Regions from separate parts of the Homo sapiens genome. Here region 2 is linked to region 1. Evidence: read pairs that join two places in POLR2A ChIA-PET (ENCODE). Cell type or tissue: MCF 10A. All regions are shown on one strand. Each heading gives the region's core, and the rest is flanking DNA. Links, peaks and the distances in the headings are about the cores only.

Region 1 (9,665 bases), core at 4,713-7,212:
CAGATAAAATTAGCATCCATATTAGTAAGCCCAACCCAGAGAACCATGCAATTATCTCATGATTTTATTTAATGACTGTGCTCTTTTCACAGCTTATCAGGGTAATCTTTGGAGCATGTCCTGATTACATGTTGTACAGACCATAAAATAAGTGAACTTAAAAAGCAATTCAAAGCTAGCTCTAATTTAATTTATAATTTTTACATCTCAAGACAACATTTTTAGTAGATAATTGTCCAGTATTTGGTTTTGTTTTTTTGTTTTTTACATATGTCAATTTTTACTTGTCTTGCAGTTTCCATTCCCCCAGCACATCTCATCTTTGCTCATAGCAGCGAAGAAGAGAGAGCATCTGTCCTGGTTCTCCTTCACCTTGCTAATCAGGCTATCCCCCTCAGCTCTTCAGGGAATGTATAATGACAAATTAGACCTTGTAGGACTTGTGCATGGAGCTTCAGGGTCTTTTCTAAATGGCAAACCAAAGTGGCCAACACTTGCTAGCTGTGTGATCTTGAGTAAGTTACTTGACTTCTGAGCTCTGATTTCTTGCCTTTAAAATGTTCCCACTTCATAGGTAGTGGTTGATTCACAAGGTTGCCATGAATCAACAACGTACCTCAGTGAGGTACCTACCTGTGAGAAGTGCCTAGTCCCTGAAGGCGTTTGGAAGTCATTTCCCAGGGCAGGTCAGATACTGAGGCTTCCCAGGCTGCTGTACAGGTGGGCATGCTGGGGACCTTCTCAGACACCCTGGCCTCTTTTTCTTTCCATCTGGCACAAGAGATGCTTTTTCTAGTTGGGACATGCAGGAGGAAAGAGAGAGCAGGTGCTTCCTTGATGTGAATAATTTATTTTTCCTTCAGATCATTCTGATAATGCACCAACCTTTGGATGGGAAAAGGTGCAAAGCTGGGATATGCACTAGTGTTACATCACTGGAGTTATGTTGGGGATATGTCCAGTGTCAGATTTTTTTGTCCAAAATCCCATTAGCAGAGGAAAGGAAGAAGATACATTTCCTTGGCAACTATTATGTCCCAGGCACAGAGATTACAGAGGCAGGAGTGACAGTTGTTGAGGGATACAGTGGGTATGAGAGGGAGGGATGTAAACTGAAGAGTTCCCATCATAAAATGTGGTAGAATGTTCACAAAGGCTCACCTACCCTACCCCAGGGAGACATTTATTCTAATTTTGGGGGAGACTAAGTGATTGGGGCTATTCACTTCTCCGAGACACCAGAAAATGAGAACGTCTGTAAAATTAAGAATATGAACTCTAGTTCTGTCTGCATTTCCAACTTCTTCATTGTTTCCTTTCTCACAAGATTTTAAATCCCTTGAGGAAGTCATTTTTCAAACAGTATTTTCTGTGAAATCCCCAATTGTAATGTCTACTTTATTTACTCCTCCACTCATCCTTCCTTATCAGGTTTATTGCATAGTATAATGGAATATATGAAATTAAAAATAACTACACTGGACACTGGGCTCTGCATACAGTAAATATTCAGCCGTTGTCTGCAGACTTGCCTAAGTGTGTACGCAGTAGTTATTCTAGGCAGGTGCTGTGCTCCAGGCTGGAAGTTGTGTATAGGATAGAGAGAGAGGGTGCCTCAGAGCTGGCAGTTTCCTCCAGCAGTCAAATTCTGAACACCCAGCTATGCCTCTTGCTGGGGAATCTAAACTTTCACCTTTCAGAGAAAACAAGGTCTTTGGAACCAGTGTGTTCTTTCAAACAATGTTGGATACTGCCCGATTGTTTCCATCCGGGAACCAAGTTTTCAAAAAGAAGTCCGGCTGCTTTGTTAAGATAAGAGACTGTTGTGTGAAAATTGCTGAGTGAGAGCTCCCACTGGAGGCTCCTTGTCTTCCAGGCCATTACCAGTTTACTCCTAGCTGGGTGATGGGGGTGAGGGTTGGGGCCAGATTGCTAGAGCCCCATTCCTGCCAGTTCCTCCCAGTCCTGAACTCTGGGGTGAGTAGAAGGTAGAGAGGGTTGATGGGGCCGGGCTCCTGGCCTGGCAGAACCGTGCTGACCTGGAGCCTGTTCGGAAGCTGGCAGTGATTGCAGTCTCTCCCGGACTGTTGCTGCCCTTGTTTGCCCTCCCTTCTGTTTCCTTCTCTCTACTTCGAGCATTCATTACATGAGATGGTGCTGTTTTTTCATATATTTGTTATGAGTAATTTTATCTTTCATCTATTAGATGACATTTTTGATTCTGTTCTTAATTTAAAACACACACTCATTTTTTAAAGTTTCTAAGTACGTTTTTTATTTGTATGTGATCATGGTTCATCAGTATAAGAAAATATTTAGCCAGTTCTGTTTCGTAAAGTCTTCAAGAAAGATAATAGCTTGGGTGGACTGCTTCTTCATGCACTTTATTAATGTGGCTTCCTGTTAAGATCTGAAGCCAGGCAGAGATGTCCACTTTTGCTACTTATATTTAAAATTGTACTGCAGGTTCAGAAATCAAAGGCATCCGGATTGGGAAGAAAGAAAGAAAACTCTCTTTATTTTCAGATGAATTGAGCCTGTACTAGAAAACCTAAAGGAACACATGCCCAATCCCGATTCCCCCAAAGTACGAACCGACTAATGAGTTCAGCAACCTTACAGGATAAAAGATTAGTATACAAAAATCAATTGTATTTTTACATACTAGCACCAAGCAATCTGAAACCCACATTATGAACACAATTCTGAGGAATAAATTTAATAAAATCAGTGCAAGACTAGTTTATTGCTAAATGAGAGTTATCCCATGTTCATGGATTGGAAGACTCAATATTGTTAAATCTTCCTAAAATGATTTGTAGATTCAGTGCAATCCTTATACAATTTTAGTATGCATCTTTTTAAAAAAAATTGTCAAGCTGTTTCTAACAGTATAGAAATGTAGATGACCTAGAATAAACAAAACAATTCGGAAAGGGAAGAAAAAAAGATTAGGGGTCTTATATTTCTTAGTTTCAAAACTTACTACAAAGCTATACTATTCAAATCAGTGTGTTACTGGTGTAAGGATAGACAGTGGTGTAAGCATAGATAATGGTACAGAATTGAGAGTCTAGAAATAAACCATTACATTATTGTCAATTGATTTCTCTACAGAGGTACCAAAGCAATTCAAAAGCAATTCAATTCAATAGTCTTTTCAATGAATAGTGCTAGGACAATTGGATATCCACATGCAAAAAAGGTAAATTTAAATTCTTACCGCACACGGTACATAGAATTTAACTCAAAATGGATCCTAGGCTAAAGTGTAGAAGGTTAAGCTAAATCTTTTAGCACAACATAATAAAAAGTCTTCATGACCTTGAGTTAGGCAAAGAGTTCTTAGATATTAAACTGGAAGCACAGCATGTCAAATTACTTTTCGAGAAGGTTTGCTAGCTCATTCAGTGGGTGAAAATGGGTGAAAAGTGAGCACATTATTTAACTATATTCTCTTGTTCCTAGTTAGGTTGAACATATTTTTACTTACCACTCAAAAATATTACCACTTTCTGGGCTCTTGTAGGTCTCTGTCACATCTTCGAACTCACCAAACCTTTCAGGAGAAAATAGTTCCTTGGAGAAGTACATAAAGTTGTGGGACTTTGTACCTTGGATTACACTTTCCCTGTCAACTCTGGGTCCTCCATAGTGGGGAATCCATAGTGGTTTTTGTCCTGCAAATAAAACAGTGTGACTAAGTAATTTTCCAGAAATGAACAGCAGAGTGGGAAATAGACATAAGTGAGAGTAATATAACAATCACGGTGTGATAAATTAGCATGGGATTTGAAATCAACCTGTTTGGGTTCAAATCATGGTTCACCTCTTACCGGTTTTGCAAACCTTGGGTCAGTTACTTAACTCCATCAAATCCTTCACTTCATCTGCAAAATAGAGATAAGAAAATTCCTTTTCTCTTAGTGTTGCTTTGAGCATCAAATGAAAAAATGTGTGTAAATGTTTAGTGCTTTGTACCTAGCATATAGGAACCCATTATTAAGTAATATTACAGTTTGGATTTCAGACCTGTGAGCTTAGGGCTCAGACTCTAGAGGTTCCTGAACTAGGTTTTCCTAGGCATTGCATGTAGAGTCTTATCTTAAAAAAGTTTTAATTGAAAGATTGGCAGCAAATTCTTCTTGTCACTTCAGACATGATTTCCTTTGGGGCTCTTGTACTCCCATGGTTTGAATTCATAGAGTAACTCAAGGGCAATAGGGAATTCCTCTCAACTCTCTGTCTCCAAGAATACCTCTGGGTGCTGGAGAGATGCCACTTATCAATTCTGTTGTTATTGTTTTTAGGGCTGTAAGCCTTCTGGATAGAACTCAGTGGATTTTCCTGAGTAGTGAAGAATTAAGTGAGATGAGGGAAAAGCATTGAGAGTAATTATCAGCAGTGGACTATGCCTGAGTTTTTGTTAGCCCTGAACTTACATATCCTGACTTTACTAGTCCATGAGTTCTTCATAGTCAGGAACTGTACCTTTTAATTCTCTGCATCTCCTAGGGGCTTTCTCAGTGCTAAGCAAATAGTAAATATTCATGAGATACTGGGATTGTGCCCAGCATTTTCTGAGTTTTCAAATAGATGAAGTTATAGAATCATATTCATATCAAAGGAAGTTCCTGTGTATAATCTCATTTCATTCTGTCAACAACCCTAGGCTTGGGGTGGGTGTGTTGGTGTGGATGAGAACACTTAGTATCCCTATTTTACAAGTAGGAAAAGTAAGACCCAGATAAGTTAATGACTTGCTAAAAATGATACAGCTCTTGAGAGACAGCAGACATTTGAATCCCATCTACTGATTCTAGGTCCTATGGTCATTCCTTTGCTTTATGTTGCCTGTTTTGCAGACTGTCAAACGCATCAGACACTTCCAGTGGTTTTTCAGTGGGTTTTTGTCCTAGTGACAGTCCACACATCCTGCTCTCCTATTATCACATTTGCAGGAGGAAGTGAGACATCTTTTGACACTGGTGATATGGGAGAAGGAGAAAAATCCTAGAATCAAAGATACTTACTCCTTGCTTCCCTCTACTCATACTCTCTGGAAAGAAACGTTTAGGGACTTCTTGTGTTGTGCCTGTTGTGCCAGGACAGCTCAAATGGATGCTTTTGTCACAGCCCCTCCACCTTTAGCAGAAGTTGTTGTATTCCTAGCCAATGCAAAAATAAACAAGTGAGGGAAAATGACATTTCCTGGTAATGGAAAGTAGCAGTTGGTGAGACTTTAGACAAGAAGCGGGTGTTCCAGCCAATGAGCAGTGACCACAGTGGAGCTAGTTGTCGGTTTACTTGGCTGAAGAATATGTTTGCCTGCATCCTGATTGTCAATAAAGACGTTTAAAAACCCCAGCTTGACTCTGGCGGGCTGAGGGTGCTGCCGTGCCACTGCTGCAGGATGGAGCTCTCTTCCTGGTGGAGACTTGATTCACAAGGACGCTAATTATTCATTCTTCCTCCGTGCAGCCCGCTGAAACAATTGCTGTGCTTGTTCGGTGCACAGTGTGGCGTCGGACAGTCAGGCCTTTTTATGTAACTGATGGCGCTGTATGTTCATATTGTTCTTTATGTACTTATTTTATAGCTTATGCAGCAGACATTCGAGTCAATTAGCTTCTTGTCTTGCAAACTGGGCACTGCTGTTCTAGAACCAAGTTAGAAGGGTGTGTTGAGGGCGACCCGGGCAGACCTCTCTCCTTTCTTTTTGTGCTGTGTGGGTTGGTTTCAAGTTACAGCATTTTTATTGGCTCTTGTTTGCTGAACCTTGGTTTCAAAAGCTGATGTTTGAGTTGAATTTCTTAAAGATACAGCTTTTGTTTTCACAAAACTGAAGTCAGGCAATATGCATAGCCCTTGGGAGTGTGGGTTTTTTTTTTTTTTAACTGAGTGATTTTTTTTTTTTTTAAATGGTACCTATTAACCAAAAAATCTAAGCGAATGGTTTCCTAACTCACTTTTCCTTAACTGGCGTCAGCATGGAGTCCTTGTTTCTTATTGATTTGCATTTTTTTTTTTTTCTGTATAGCCTTACTCCTGACTCTTTTGTCCTGAATTTTTTTTTTTTTTACCCCGTATTTCTTGAAACCTGCCTGTTTTGGGGACAAGTTGGAGTTTAAATAAATTAGTTAAATTCTGTTGTGTATATTTCTGCAGATGATAATGTTTATGAAGCATAGATTCACTGTTTTGTGAGGATTTTTAAATATCGGAAAGAAAATTTCCTGCTTCCTCTTTCCATCTCCTTTTCTGTGGTTTTAGCCCCCTCGCCCTTAAGAGCCATCGGTTTGTTATTGCTGATTGAGGTAGTGGTGGTGGAAGCAGAGGCTCTGATCCAGAGAAACTCCCCAAGACGGAAGTGCAGCAGGCAGGATTTTTATCCAGCGGATTTTGACCCAGTAGACCCTAAAGAAGGTGCATGACAGAGACTCATATTTACCATACCATTGAATTCTCAGAGCTTTCCGTGGTGGCTGGCCCAAGGCAATTGTTCAAAACATACGTGAGAGAATGAATGAACAAATGACCTTGCCTACCAAACGTCTCCCTCCCTCTGTGTAAGCATCCCTTAAACTCTCCCAACCCAGGTGGCCTTGACATATCCCATGCTCACCCAGGACCCTGAAGTATGCCTCGGAGCAACTGGTTTCTCCTGACCAGTTAGTGTCAACTGAGACTAATGCAGAAAACATTGCTTACCCTAATGTTTGCCTTTAGAAGTAAAATCCAAACTGAAGGAAAGGACCTTGAATTTGTTTTTTATTCTTGCTGACTTGGAACATTGATAATGCTCATACTGATCCTCTGGCTAAACATTTTTCTTCCTTTATCCATGTATTTATTGAGCTCTCCACTGTTAGCATGAAAGGTGGAGAAGCAGGAATACATGGTGTGTGCTTCTGCTAGCCTTTTACTGTCCAGTTGTAGAGAGTAGGCCCAGTGAACTCAGTCAGGTGTTTATAAGATTGAGCAATTGAGCAGTTGCTGTATCCTGAAGACTGTATCTGGTGCTTTACTCTTGTATAATTCTTGAGACAGGAATACCTGGGTGTTGGCATCAAGGGGCTGTTGAGGCCATCTTTATTTCTCCATAACACCCAGCACAAGACATTTACATGTATGGGTTGGGTAGGGTAGGAGTTCATAGCTGTCCATAGAGCAGGGCAGGGACATTTCTGAGAAGGTCAGAGAGGTTTGATGAGGTGATTTTCCTGAGCTGGGCCTTGGGAGTGGAGAGATAGAGGGAGAACAGGTGCATGGACACAGAGGCCAGAAGGGCATCAGACAAAGGACCCCTGGGGCTGTGGGAAAGCCCCCGAGCCATTGGGAAATAGAGGAGCTTAGCCTTGCTAAGAGGAGAGAATTCAGAGAGCCATGAGGTGATTGAGGTTTCAAAGACCAAATAAACAAAGGAAGACAGCATCTTGGGGAGTGGGCAAGACCATGCCTCACCTGGCAGGTGAGGTCAGAGGATACCTGACCTACGAAGATCCACAAAGGCTGGCAGTGGGGGGCATCCCAGTGGACAGTGTTGTGATGAGCAAGGGGCCCAGAAGTAGGAAGACTTAAGGAGTCCTAGGCCTTAAGGAAGACTCAACCCAAACCTGGCTACCTCTTTAGGCAGCTTGAGTCTTGGCCTCTCCTACCAGCTCCTGAAGGGTAGCTTCATGTTACATCTGGCTGCAGAGACCCTCCTTTTTAGAAGCAGGCAGGGAGTGGTGCCCAGGCTCTCAGGACCTCCTCTTGTCTGGGAGACTGCAGCCTCCCCACACGACACAGCCCAGCCCCTTTGTTCTTGAGTGCCTGCTGCTCACGTGGTCTTAATAAACAAAATCTAGAACGTGCTCATCCTTTAAAAAAATCTGTTAGCCTGGTTAACGTGTATATAATATGTATAAATATATGTATATACACTAATTATATATAAATTATATTTTGTGTCAGTTATATTTGCAATCACACACACACACATGCACGCACACGCACATGCACATGCACATGCACATTCACATTGTAATTCCTATTTAAAGGGAAAAACGAGCCAGTTTTTTAAAGGGAAAAAACAAGCAAAAGGTGTAGGGAGAGGGAGACACCCATCTCTGCCCCCATCCGCTGATTCTCTTCCCTTTTCTATCCTCCCTCTGGCTGGGTTTACGGACAGGCCCTTCTTCCTCCTGCCCTTCATCTGCCGCAGGACCTCAGTGCTGGTGATGGTGAGCCCATGACCCTCCTTCTCTCTTGTTCTCTGCTCTTGTGGAGGCTAGTTCCAGCCGTTCAGTTCCACTGAAGCAACTGCTTTGGCAGACGAAGCTCTCTCTGCCTGAAATTTCTTACTTTCTTCCTTCTTTGGTTCCCATTTCACCACTCCATGGTTCCTCCTCCAGGAAGCCTTCCTTGTCTGGTTTTCTTCCTTCTAACTCTCCCCAGCCCTGTCTAAATCTTACCCTTCTTCAGAGCCCATCTCAAATTTTGTTTCTTCCATGAATTCTTTCCTATAGAGCTTGTCCTTCTCCTGCCCCCTCTGCCAGCTGAGGGCTTTCTTCTTTCCCTGAATTCCCCCAGTGCCCTGAGCTGATCTTAGATCTGCCTTGTTTGCCATTAATTGAGGAGTACATATTCCCCCCAAACTCCTTGAGGGCAGATGCTCTGCCTTATTGTCTTTGTGTCTTAAAAATCTTGCTCTTGTATAGTCAAGAAATTATTGTTTGAAATGGTTTTTAAAAATAGGGTTCTAGAGGTGTTTTTGTTGTTGTTGTTGTGTTTTTTGTTTGTTTGTTTTACCAAAGGAAAATATTCCACCTGGCTGATATAGTGAGACCTTATCTCTACAAACAATTTTAAAAATTAGCCAAGTGTGGTGACGTGTGCCTGTAGTCCCAGCTACTCAGGAGGCTGAGGTGGGAGGATTACTTGAGCCTGGGTGGCAGAGGTTGCAACAAGCCGAGATCATCATGCTGCTGTACTCTAGCCTGGTGACAGAGTGAGACGCTGTCTCAAAAAAAAAAAAAAAATGTAGAGTCTCAGTTTGCCTATAATATTTATATTGCACAATAATACATTTACTTATTTTTTACTTATTGAAATATGCCACTTGTTTTTAAATAGCATGTAAGATGCAGATATTTGCACTTTTAATTGATATGCCAGGCAGGAGATTTACTGCTCTCAACAGGTATTAAGAGGTAGGAAAGCTGCCCCCCGGCAAGTTTCTTAGCACTGTGGAACTGATCCTAGTGCCATGGTGAGTAAGTGGCAGACCTCAGATTCACACCACGTCTCTGACTCCCAATAAACCACACTGTCCCCCCACCCCCAACCCTCATGGTGATTAAAATGATTACTATGTACACACAAAATATATTAGGTTACAGGTTTTTTGTTTACAATTCTAAGCTTCTAAGCTCTGTTCATTTGTATCTTCATAATTTGGGGGCCTATGAAGGATTGTTTATCCCTAAATTGAAAGCAAGCAAACTAACAAAAAATGAGATCAAACATTGTCAGAGACGGTTGTTCAGTTAATCCAAGCATTCAACAAGGGTTATAAATACGGCATAGAAGACTAGGGGGAAAAATCCAAGTTTTTGATAAATTGTCCTCAAAGCTAAACTGTTTCTTAGCAAAGTGAGAAAAGGCATAATGTTCCCAAGACC
Region 2 (9,665 bases), core at 4,015-6,514, 100 kb before region 1:
AGTCCCTAACCACACATTGCGGCTCTCTACCTCTTAAGCTATGCTCCTTGCTTAACTCCAGATGACTTTCCAGCACATTGCTGACTCTCCCCTTTCTCTTTCCAGTCCTTTTTTTTGGGGGGAGGGGGGGCGGGGGGCTGTGTCAAAAAGGTCAGGCTAGGGGCAGGGATTTGTTTTGTATTGAAAAAGACAACCAAGGCTGAGGTAAATCTTGGCAGCCTTTTCAGAATTTAATCTGGGTGAAGCCGTGGGTTGGACATGGGGTAGGGGTATTAGGATATTGGTTCAAACTGCGAAGAACTTGGCCAGCTATACAATCTTGAGCTAATAGCTAAAAAAACTCTGACTTGAAAATTATGGTTTGTGAAAAAACATTGAGGGCATAGCCTCCTGAAAGAGGGGAGGGCTGAGTAGGAGGAACATAGTCCAGGTGGCATGATCTGTAATGAAAATTCAACTTTGCAAACCGGCGTGTGTTTGGAAATCTAATGTTTTTTTTTTTTTTTTTTTTTTTTTTTTTTTTTTTTTTTTTTTTTGGGGGGGGACCCAGCCATGCTGTGTCTTGTAGATCTCATAGCCAGTAATCTGCTGAGGTGGAGCTCTGGCCTTGGTCTCTCCTGGTAGTGAGGGGCATCTCTCATTATATAATGTTGCTCTGCTAATTAAGTCAGGAATAATGTCTATGGCATATTTAATTTCCAATTAGACTACTTTATGGATCAATTTGAATTTAATGTTAAATCTAATGTGGAAATCATTAAAAAGTTAGATCTCTAGAGAGAGGAATAGGCACTTACTCTGACTATTAAAAATAACAGTTAAGGTCATGTGTTAATACATTAAGTGTTTTTATGTGGACTGGGAAGAAATTAGTAGAGAATGCAGAACATATAGATACATAGATAGTCTGCATGCTTGTGATTTGGGGAAAATTCTGGTGTTCAGATCAAATTCTACAATGCTTATAGTAACTGCTGCAACAGATATCATTTACTGCAACTTTACTGTATGCCAGGCCCCTGGTGAGTACTTTAAATGTATTATTTAATTATCAGAACAACTCTATGAGGTGAGCATTATTACTCCCCTGTATAAATAAGGAAACTGAGGCTTGGAAGGTGAAGGTCTCATTGTCAGAAAATGGTGAAGGCAGGATTTGAATCCAAGCCAATTTCATTTCAAAATCAACTCTTGACTAGATTGAGGTGCTATGGAAGGTGCCCAATAATTGTAACCAGCAGAGCTCTGTAAGTGGTCTGAGTTTAAAGCCCATTTGCTTCTGAAGTGTTTGTTGCTGCTGATAATTTGAAGAATGGCATCAGCACTGCCATTATTGCTTTAAGGAACAGATATGGGCCCCAAGGTGCCAAGCCAAGACCCTCTCCCAGCATTCCCAGGCTAAAGGGACAGTCCTCAGAAAATGTGACTCTCTGACCATGACTTGTCTGAGGTCAGCCCCGACACTTCCTCTGGGCAACTTCTCAGAAGTTAACTCATCCAGCACCTTCAGTCTTGTGTGTACCTTGGATTTCCTTTGGACCTTGTATTCTTTATGGGTTATACTTTCTTGTATTCTTTTATTTTTCATGTTTGACTACCCTGTGTTTAGTTAGACAGAAGAATGTGGTTCTGAGTCCAGACTCTCACTTACTGCCTGGTGTATTGGACAAACCATTTAATCGTTGCTAGTTACTAGTCTCCCATGCAGTGTAGTTGTGAGGTTTCCTTGAGGACGAGTGAGTGTAGAAGCACCTGGCTCAGTGCAGGTGCAGGAAGAAAGCTTCCCTTCTTGCGTTCTTGTTCCCTCCCCTGTAGGAACAGCATCCATTTACTAATGAGATGACCAGGTTCAGGAGCACCACATTTTTTCTGGCTCTTGCGAGTGCCTACTGTTCATTTATGCAACCACTGTGTATGAGGGCACAGTATCTCCAGTCCCTGTTCTAGCAGCTGGGGTTACTTTGTGGAGTAAGAAGGATGATCTGCACACACCCCTATCCCCAGCATCCTGGAGCTGACACTATAGTGGGGAGGAGAGAAGGGGCAGGTTAATAAGCAAACAAAGAAAATAAATGCTGTATATAGTTGGATGTAGATACTCTCTGTCAGCTCACTCATTCATTCATTCACCCATTATTTCAACGAACAGTTCTAAATACACATTATGTTCCCAGCATTATGCTAAGCATGGACATGTGAAATTGGATAACGTCTGTTAGCCCAGGAATTATTTCAACAGAAAAAAAAAGTCTGGAAAATATAGATCACTCTCTTGTGTTCTTCCCTTTTGAACATCCTAACTCTTTAGGGTTAAATACTCATTTGAGCAAGTACAAGCTTCTAAATATACCCACTCCTCAAGCCCCCCGCCCCACTGTCCAGCAGGTTTTCCTGTTGATAGGACAGTGGACGTATGAGTTTGAGTGTTTGGCAGATGTTTGCATGATTCTTAGATCAGTGCTTCTCAAACATCCCTGTGCGTAAGAGTTGCCTGGGAGGCTGGTTAAATTCAGATTCAGGTGCCTCACTCCTAAATATTCTGATTCACTGGGTCTGGGTTGGTGCCAGTTGTCTGAGCTTTTAGCCTGCAGTGCAGGTGAATTGGTTGCAGGTGGTCTGTGAACCACACATGGATGAAACAGTGTCATATTCACACCAGGCTGGAAGAATGTTTAACCTCTTCAGTTTAAGGAGGAAACTATTTCCCAGGGAGTGGAGGGGCTCTGAAATTCGAAGCTACAGTGACAAGATGGGCCAGGACTTTTGAACAGAACAGATCTGGGATCTCATCCTGTCTCCACATCTCCTAAACCTGGTCATCTCCTCAGTAAATGGATGCTGTTCCTACAGGGGAGGGAAGAAGAACGCAAGAGGGGAAGACTCCTTCCTGAGTGCACACCATGCACTGAGCCAGGTGCTTCTACACTCGCTGTTCCTCAAGAAACCTCATGCAGGCAGCCTTGAATAGGTCATCCGGTAACATCCCTTTCCTCATCAGCCTGCCTTGCTAGGTGGGTAATGCTGAGAGATATGGTTGGAAAGACCCAGGCAGAGTATAGGATAGAGACTCTAGGGCTAGGTTTTGGTCCATGCTAAAAAATAACATACAAATTGGTTTCCCAAATTCCTGATGGATTATTTGAATGTGAGTTGAGTCGCTGCATATATACCCTGTGATTTCTCTCTCTTTCTTTTTTTTTTTTTTTCACAAAAATACACTATAACCGCAAAAAAGACAGTCAAACAAAAGAGGGAAAAAATTCATCCAGAACTAGCTCAGTACCCTAACACAACTGTTTTCATTTTAACTTTTAGCCCTTGTCTGTATGCAGGCATGTTTCTCTGTATCTGTAATCATATGTAGGCTCAATTTTGTATTCTGCTCTTTTCAGTAAACCTTAAGTAAATGCTTTCCAAATGGTTATGTAGTCTTCAAGATGATTTTTAATGATCTTACAATCTATCATCCCACAGGCTGAATTTACTTAACCATTCATCTACTGTTGGACATCTAGATTTTTTTTTTTCTGTAGTTCTGTGCTATTATAAGTAATACTTTGGGATATGGCCTTGTGCTTATTGTGGATTTTTTCCTTAGGGTGAATTCCCAGGAGCAGGATTTCTGGGTTAAAGGGCACAATTATTTTTTTGGCTCTCAATGGATATTGCTAAATTGCTTTCCAAAAGGGTTGTACCAGTTTATGATGCCACCAGCAGTGCGTGAAGGTACCAATTTCAGCATCTTGGCTTGCACTAGATAGTATAATTTTTACAAAAGTTTGGCTCAATGGTGCACATCGTTTAATTGATATTTCTTGGATTATGACAAGGTTGAGTATGGCTTTACTTACTATGTTTTGAGATTTTACTTAGTATTTTTGTTTTCTTACAGTCAGGACCTAGCTGTGGTTGAGGTCAGATTTTCTGTGTAGAGCTTTTCAGACTCTTGAATTTTACAGCGAAAAAACAAACCAAACTAACAAAAACCAAACCCAGAATTCATCTGTAAAATAAATACTTTGGACATATTTTGTGGTTGGATTAACTGTTCGTGATTTTAACTTCCTTATAGGTCATAAGTTAATAGGGCGGTATTTGGAGAGTAGCGGGGCTTTTCCTCTTCTCCTTAGATTCTCCTTTGTTCTTTCCCTCTACCATCCCCCCATTTCCTGTTTCCCTCCTCCCCTGTAAGCCCTGTTGTTGTCTTTTTGGAGATAAAACATAAAAGGATCAGCTTTTAGTCATGCTCCTTCAACTTATAAAATGTAGGTTGCCTAAATTATGTAGTACAGAGTGAGGATAAAGAAAATCACAGTATTGTAACACATTGCCTGTAACTGCTTTGCAAAAGCAAACGTCTCCCACGAAATCTTAGAAAGGTGTGTTTGAGGGTGTAATCTTGGCTTGTGGTGCAAGGGAGCCCAACTTGTTTTTCAAGTTGGTCTTGAATAAGTTTGTTCTTTCTGGAATGCTCGCCATCCTCAGTATGACAGAGTTCGCTTGATGACAAACTCTTTTACTCTCCTATACATACCATGGCCACTGAACTGGTTTGTTTATTTGCCTGGGGTAAATGATTGAAACACATTCCCCTTTGCAGTGGTGCTCAGCATTTGATAGATGATTCTTATTCCCCAGGCTCCTTCATGGTGATGCCAAGCCCAAGTCTAGCCTTCCAGTGGCCCCTGAGGCCACACTGTCCCCTCCGCAACAAACACTGAGAAAGACACACACTCTCTTGGGTGTGCACGTAGTTTATTGAGCTCGTGGGCTCTCCGTAATGCTGCCCCACTATGCGCATAGTAGGAGAATCCGATATTGGCAGAATAACTGGGTCTATGTACATAAAGTAGAATGATCGAGGCTCGATTTCAATTTAATTTGTTAATGAAACAAGATGGATCACATTTTCCCTTCCCGCACACCTCTCGGGCTGTTTGAGATGAGGCACAATTAATTTATTTGTACTGTCTGTGGAGGCGTATGCCAGCTAATGTAGTGCAAGAGCTTTTATCTTTATGTTTGTAATGAAGAGGGGCAGGCCGCTGGCAAATTGACAAGGAGTGCTGATGACTCATCCTCTGAATGCGAGTGCTTTCTTCTGAAATCATAAAATGCGCGTGCACACGCAAGCCTAGTTCCTGTTTGAAATGGACAGAACCCCTTTGGGAAAGTTCAGGTGCCTTTGAAACACTGCAGGGGAAAGAACAGGCCAGTGAGGCTGTTTCTCCGGCTCCCTGGCCTGTCTTGAGGGCAGAACCTCCTGCTCAGTGGGGGCCCTACTCTGGGATGGGAATTCCCATCCTCTCCCTGCCCTCTCCTCCTCGCCCCTCCTTTCCTTGGAAGGCTGGCTCCTTTGTACTGGTCTTTTGTGCTCCAGTAGGCAGCCTTCCCCACCTGCCAGGCCAGGTGCCTGGTTCACCTGGCGAGGCCTGTGCTTCCGGGGCTGCTCCCTAACCTTGATCCTGGGCAGTGCCCTGGGGCTTTGCTTTATGAGGCTGTGGATTCTGGGGCCTGGTTGATTTTAGCCTGGGAGTACACATGGGATTCCTCTGGCCTTTGCTTGAGTTCCCCAGGCCTGGGCTTGGTGGTGGCTGTGTTGTCACTCTGTTGATATGCCTCAGAAGAAATAGTTTACACAGTAACTAAAGTTGGTTTGGCCCTTTACAGTGTGTAAGGCTTTCTGGCATTAAAACAACTCTGAATTGGATATATTGTTACCCCACTTTATGGATGAGGAAATCGAGGTGCACAGAGGTTAAATGGAATGTCCATGATCAAGCAGCTAGCCGGTGGAAAGGTAGTGGGGACAAAACCTTGGACTTTAGAGTCTAAAACCTGACCTTACAATTTCTTTATAACATTCATTCATTAAGGACAAAATGAAACTTTTTCTGCATAAGAAATATATAAATTCTCTTCAAGAGTCATGTGAGAGTTTGACAGCGGACTAGAGTGACTATGGTTAACAACAACGTATTGTGTATTTCAAAGTAACTAAAAGAAAGGACTTGAATTGTTCCCAACACATAATAATGATAAATGCTCAGTGTGATGGATACCTTAAATTCCCTGACTTGATCATTACATATTCCATGCATGTAACAAAATATCACATGCACCTCATAAATACGTAAAGTATTACGTATCAGTTAAAAAAAAAATTAAAAAATATGTGAGTGAATATACAGATTTCTGTAGTTCAGTAGAATAACAGGAAATTCACAGGATGCTTTCTGGAGACTTAAAAGCAAAATGTTTGCAGTGGTCTGAGAAAGAAACCCTGAAGATTGTGGTCTAAGAAGTTTTCCTTCCTGTGTCAGATGCCTGGTCGAGCTGGTTGTACAGGAAGGCTAAGTGCATATGTCCCAGTCAGTCCTGTCACCCGGGTGTAAGCAACACAAATCACTGTGCATGGTTTTATTGAATTTCAGAGCCAGAAGGAACCATGGAGATTTTACAAATGAGGAAACTATGGCCTAGAGTGAGAGATTTTGTGTTGGGAAGAATTCCATTCATTTACCCAACCATCCTTCCACGCGTCCAACAAATATTTATTGAGCCAGTTTTGGGCTGGGAGATAAGGCTTAGGCTGTGAATGAAACAGGCACAGTCCTGTCTTCAAGGAACATAAAATAGCAGATGACACGGCTGAGCAGGAATGAGCATGGCATGGTAAGGGCAGTGATGAGTGAAGTCAGGGTAGCTTGAGGCACATAGGTGGGGCACATAACTATTGGAGTGGGAGAAGGTAGTTAGGGAAGGTTTCCTTGAAAGAGTGGTACCTCTGGTGAGACTTGAAGGATGTTGCTGAATGTCATTCTAAAAATGGAGAGGCTGTGTTGGCTGAGAATTGGGACGTCATAATTCTCAAATCCAACTGAAGTTGGTAAAAGGTTGTATGTGCTTGGAGACCGCAGATACTAGGCTCTGAGACTTAAATGCATGTAAGAAGTGGTTGCTCTAGGCCTGTGCTGTGCACTGGGGGAGTCACCAACCTTGTGCGCTATTCAGCACTAGGAAGGTGGCTAATCTGGGTTGGGATGTGTCATAAGTAAACAATGACCACTGAATTTCAAAGACTTAGTATGGGGGGAAAAAAAGTAAAACACATCATGAACAATTTTGGGCTGGGCACGGTGGCTCATGTCTATAATTCCAGCTCTTTGGGAGGCTGAGGCTGGCCAATTGCTTGAGCCCAGCAGGGGCAACATGGCGAAACCTCATCTCTACAAAAAATACAAAAATTAACCAGGCGTGGTGGCATGCGCCTGTAGTCCCAGCTACTTGGGAGGCTGAGCCTGGGGAGGTTGAGGCTACAGTGAGCTGAGATTGCTCCGCTGCATTACAGCCTGGGTGACAGAGTGAGACTCTGTTTCAAAAAACAAATGTATAATTTTGTTTATATTGATTATAAGTTGGATAATTTTTGGATGTGTTGAGTTAATAAGTTATTGAAATTAATTTCACCTGTTTCTTTTTATGTCTGAGAATGAGTCAGCTGGGTGTGGTGGCTCACAACTGTAATCCCAGCACTTTGGGAGCCTGAGGCGGGCAGATCACTTGAGGTCAGGAGTTCAAGACCAGCCAGGTCAACATGGTGAAACCCCGTCTCTACTAAAAATACAAAAATCAGCTGGACGTGGTGGTGCACGCCTGTAGTCCCAGCTACTTGGGAAGCTGAGGCAGGAGAATTGCTTGAACCTGGGAGGCGGAGGTTGCAGTGAGCCGAGATGGCACCATTGCACTCCAGCCTGGCGACAGAAACAAAAACAACAACAAAAAATGAGTCTACTAGAAACTGTAAAATGACAACTGTGGTTCACATTATAGTTCTGTGGGTGGGGATGCTGGATGGAGAGACTGACGCAGGAGAGGCAGCTCCATTGTTGGAGTGAGGGGGTTTTAGAATGAAGAGCTGTGAATCGGGTCCTGTGGGCCCTGGGGCATAGTCTGTGGTAGGCGCTTCGCATCTCTGAACCTTGCTGCCCTGTTTCTGACATCCCCTTAACTAACACCCATCCCACAGTGGGGACTGAGGATAAAGTCAGAATGCCTAGGAAAAGCATTTTTTAAAAATATTAAGTATGAAGCCATTGTGATCCATGGTTCTCTTTGTAATAAAAATTTGGGATTAAGGCCATATATACCATACTCTGTACTGTATACCGATAGTTCAAAAGACAGACAAGAAACCTGGCCAGTTATAAAATAGAAGGTCGAAGTGTGGGAAATGCATTCAGCACAGAATGAATTACAGAGTGGGAGTGGATCTGTGTGAGATGCCGTAGATAAGAAAATTCCTTTTCTGTTGCACTTGGCTTGCTCTACTCTAGGAATTCCCTCACCCTTACATGCAAGTTTGTATCCAGGCTTTCATAGTCCTTGTTCCTTGTTTTGTTTAGTCTCCAAAGGCCAACAAGGAATATCCATATCTTTTTTTTTTTAAATCTTCAAGTATTTCATATTGTATTCCTGAAACTCCACACTCATTAAATGCTTGAATGAATTGCCATTATACCACTGTTTCCTGAAAACCTGGGTGTGTCAGGCATCTGCTGGGCTGGTAGGATGATGATGGGCAGGACACAGCCCCTGCCCTCAAGGTGCTCTCAGTTGGGAATGAGACAGAATGCAGTGTGACCAAGCCGTAGTAGAGGTGAGCCTGAGGACTGTGGGAGACCTGAATAGTGTTCCTAACTGCTAAACGTGATTTAAAGGATGACTGAGTTAAAGACAGCAAAGGAGGGAGCTAAGGGACAGTTGTAGCTGCCTGGAGTGCACTCTGTTGTGATTCTCTTTTGGTCAGTGAGACTGTGGATCTGAGTTTGCATAGGATCCTGCCAGTCCCCAGGGGTCTCTAACACCGTGGCAACATTCGATATTAATGTTGCACCTGTATATTAGTTACACTTTTCATTGCTGGTTTATGTACTTCAAAGGTGTAGCACACAGATAGCCCTCCCTGATAGAGAATGACCCCGGTTAGTTGGAAGGCTCTCAGAGGACCAGTGGGGCAGAGACAATTCGGCAGCACTGAGCAGGGGGTATCTGAGGGGTATAAGGTAGCTGTGACCTGGCATAGAGTTGGCAGGCAGACAGTCATTTCAGTGGGAGATAGCATCTGATACTCATCCCTTCGGGCTAGTCTTGTAATAGCGGCAGATAAATAAGCTGCCTCCAGTGTGTTTCCAGAATATCTCTGTCTGCAAAATGTCTTTGAGGAGATGTTTGACTTGCAAGCCTGTGGTTGATAAAATAAATACATTTTAAAAATGTAAACCTCTCTGAAAGAGGTTTTAGTCTTTTCTCTCCCCAGGGAAAAATAAGGCCCTTCTTTAACCTCTTTTCTTCCCTAAGTGTAGAATTCTTGCCATGCTTTATAAGAAAAAACATTTTTTGGAATGTAGCACCTGTAGAAATATAAAGGGGTTGTGCCCAAACCATTGGACCATGGCTATTGTGTGGGTGGTTTCTTGGATGTTTTGTGAAGAGGTATCAGCCCTGACACCTGCAAAGCTGGAGGAGCTGGACTTTAGAAGTGCTTACATTGTTTTTAGCTGAATTCTGAGGGCAGGCAGCTGTAATGAGTGATTCTCTCTAATATTAGAGGAGCCTTGCCATTCAGTGACATCTGCTAGAACAGGACTTGGTGCCTGGAAAAG

Evidence for each region. ChIA-PET counts read pairs that join two places held together with the same protein. Peaks named below come from ENCODE experiments on the same cell type or tissue, not always from the same donor. Only the 100,000 strongest peaks of a DNase experiment are listed, where the experiment ranks them.
Region 2: POLR2A ChIA-PET joins it to region 1 with 5 read pairs; 7 of 35 experiments call an interaction of 5 or more read pairs at or near these places.

Annotation. Positions count from the first base shown.
Region 1 is chr11:12,822,774-12,832,438 of GRCh38, forward strand. All of the region lies in intron 3 of TEAD1 (TEA domain transcription factor 1), which reads left to right. It overlaps LOC107984313 (a long non-coding RNA gene), which reads right to left. Exons shown (of 2, transcript XR_001748136.3): 1 at 5,034-9,665; 2 at 2,491-3,890. Among named protein-coding and RNA genes, the nearest start is that of TEAD1-AS1, 95 kb to the right of the region's middle. RefSeq lists an enhancer at 5,548-6,186. In MCF 10A, for the core only: no CTCF peak of the experiment used is centred there; a DNase peak (open chromatin) is centred at 5,738.
Region 2 is chr11:12,719,459-12,729,123 of GRCh38, forward strand. The region is part of intron 2 of TEAD1 (TEA domain transcription factor 1); the gene reads left to right. Among named protein-coding and RNA genes, the nearest start is that of TEAD1, 50 kb to the left of the region's middle. RefSeq lists a silencer at 6,204-6,498. In MCF 10A, for the core only: no CTCF peak of the experiment used is centred there; a DNase peak (open chromatin) is centred at 5,083.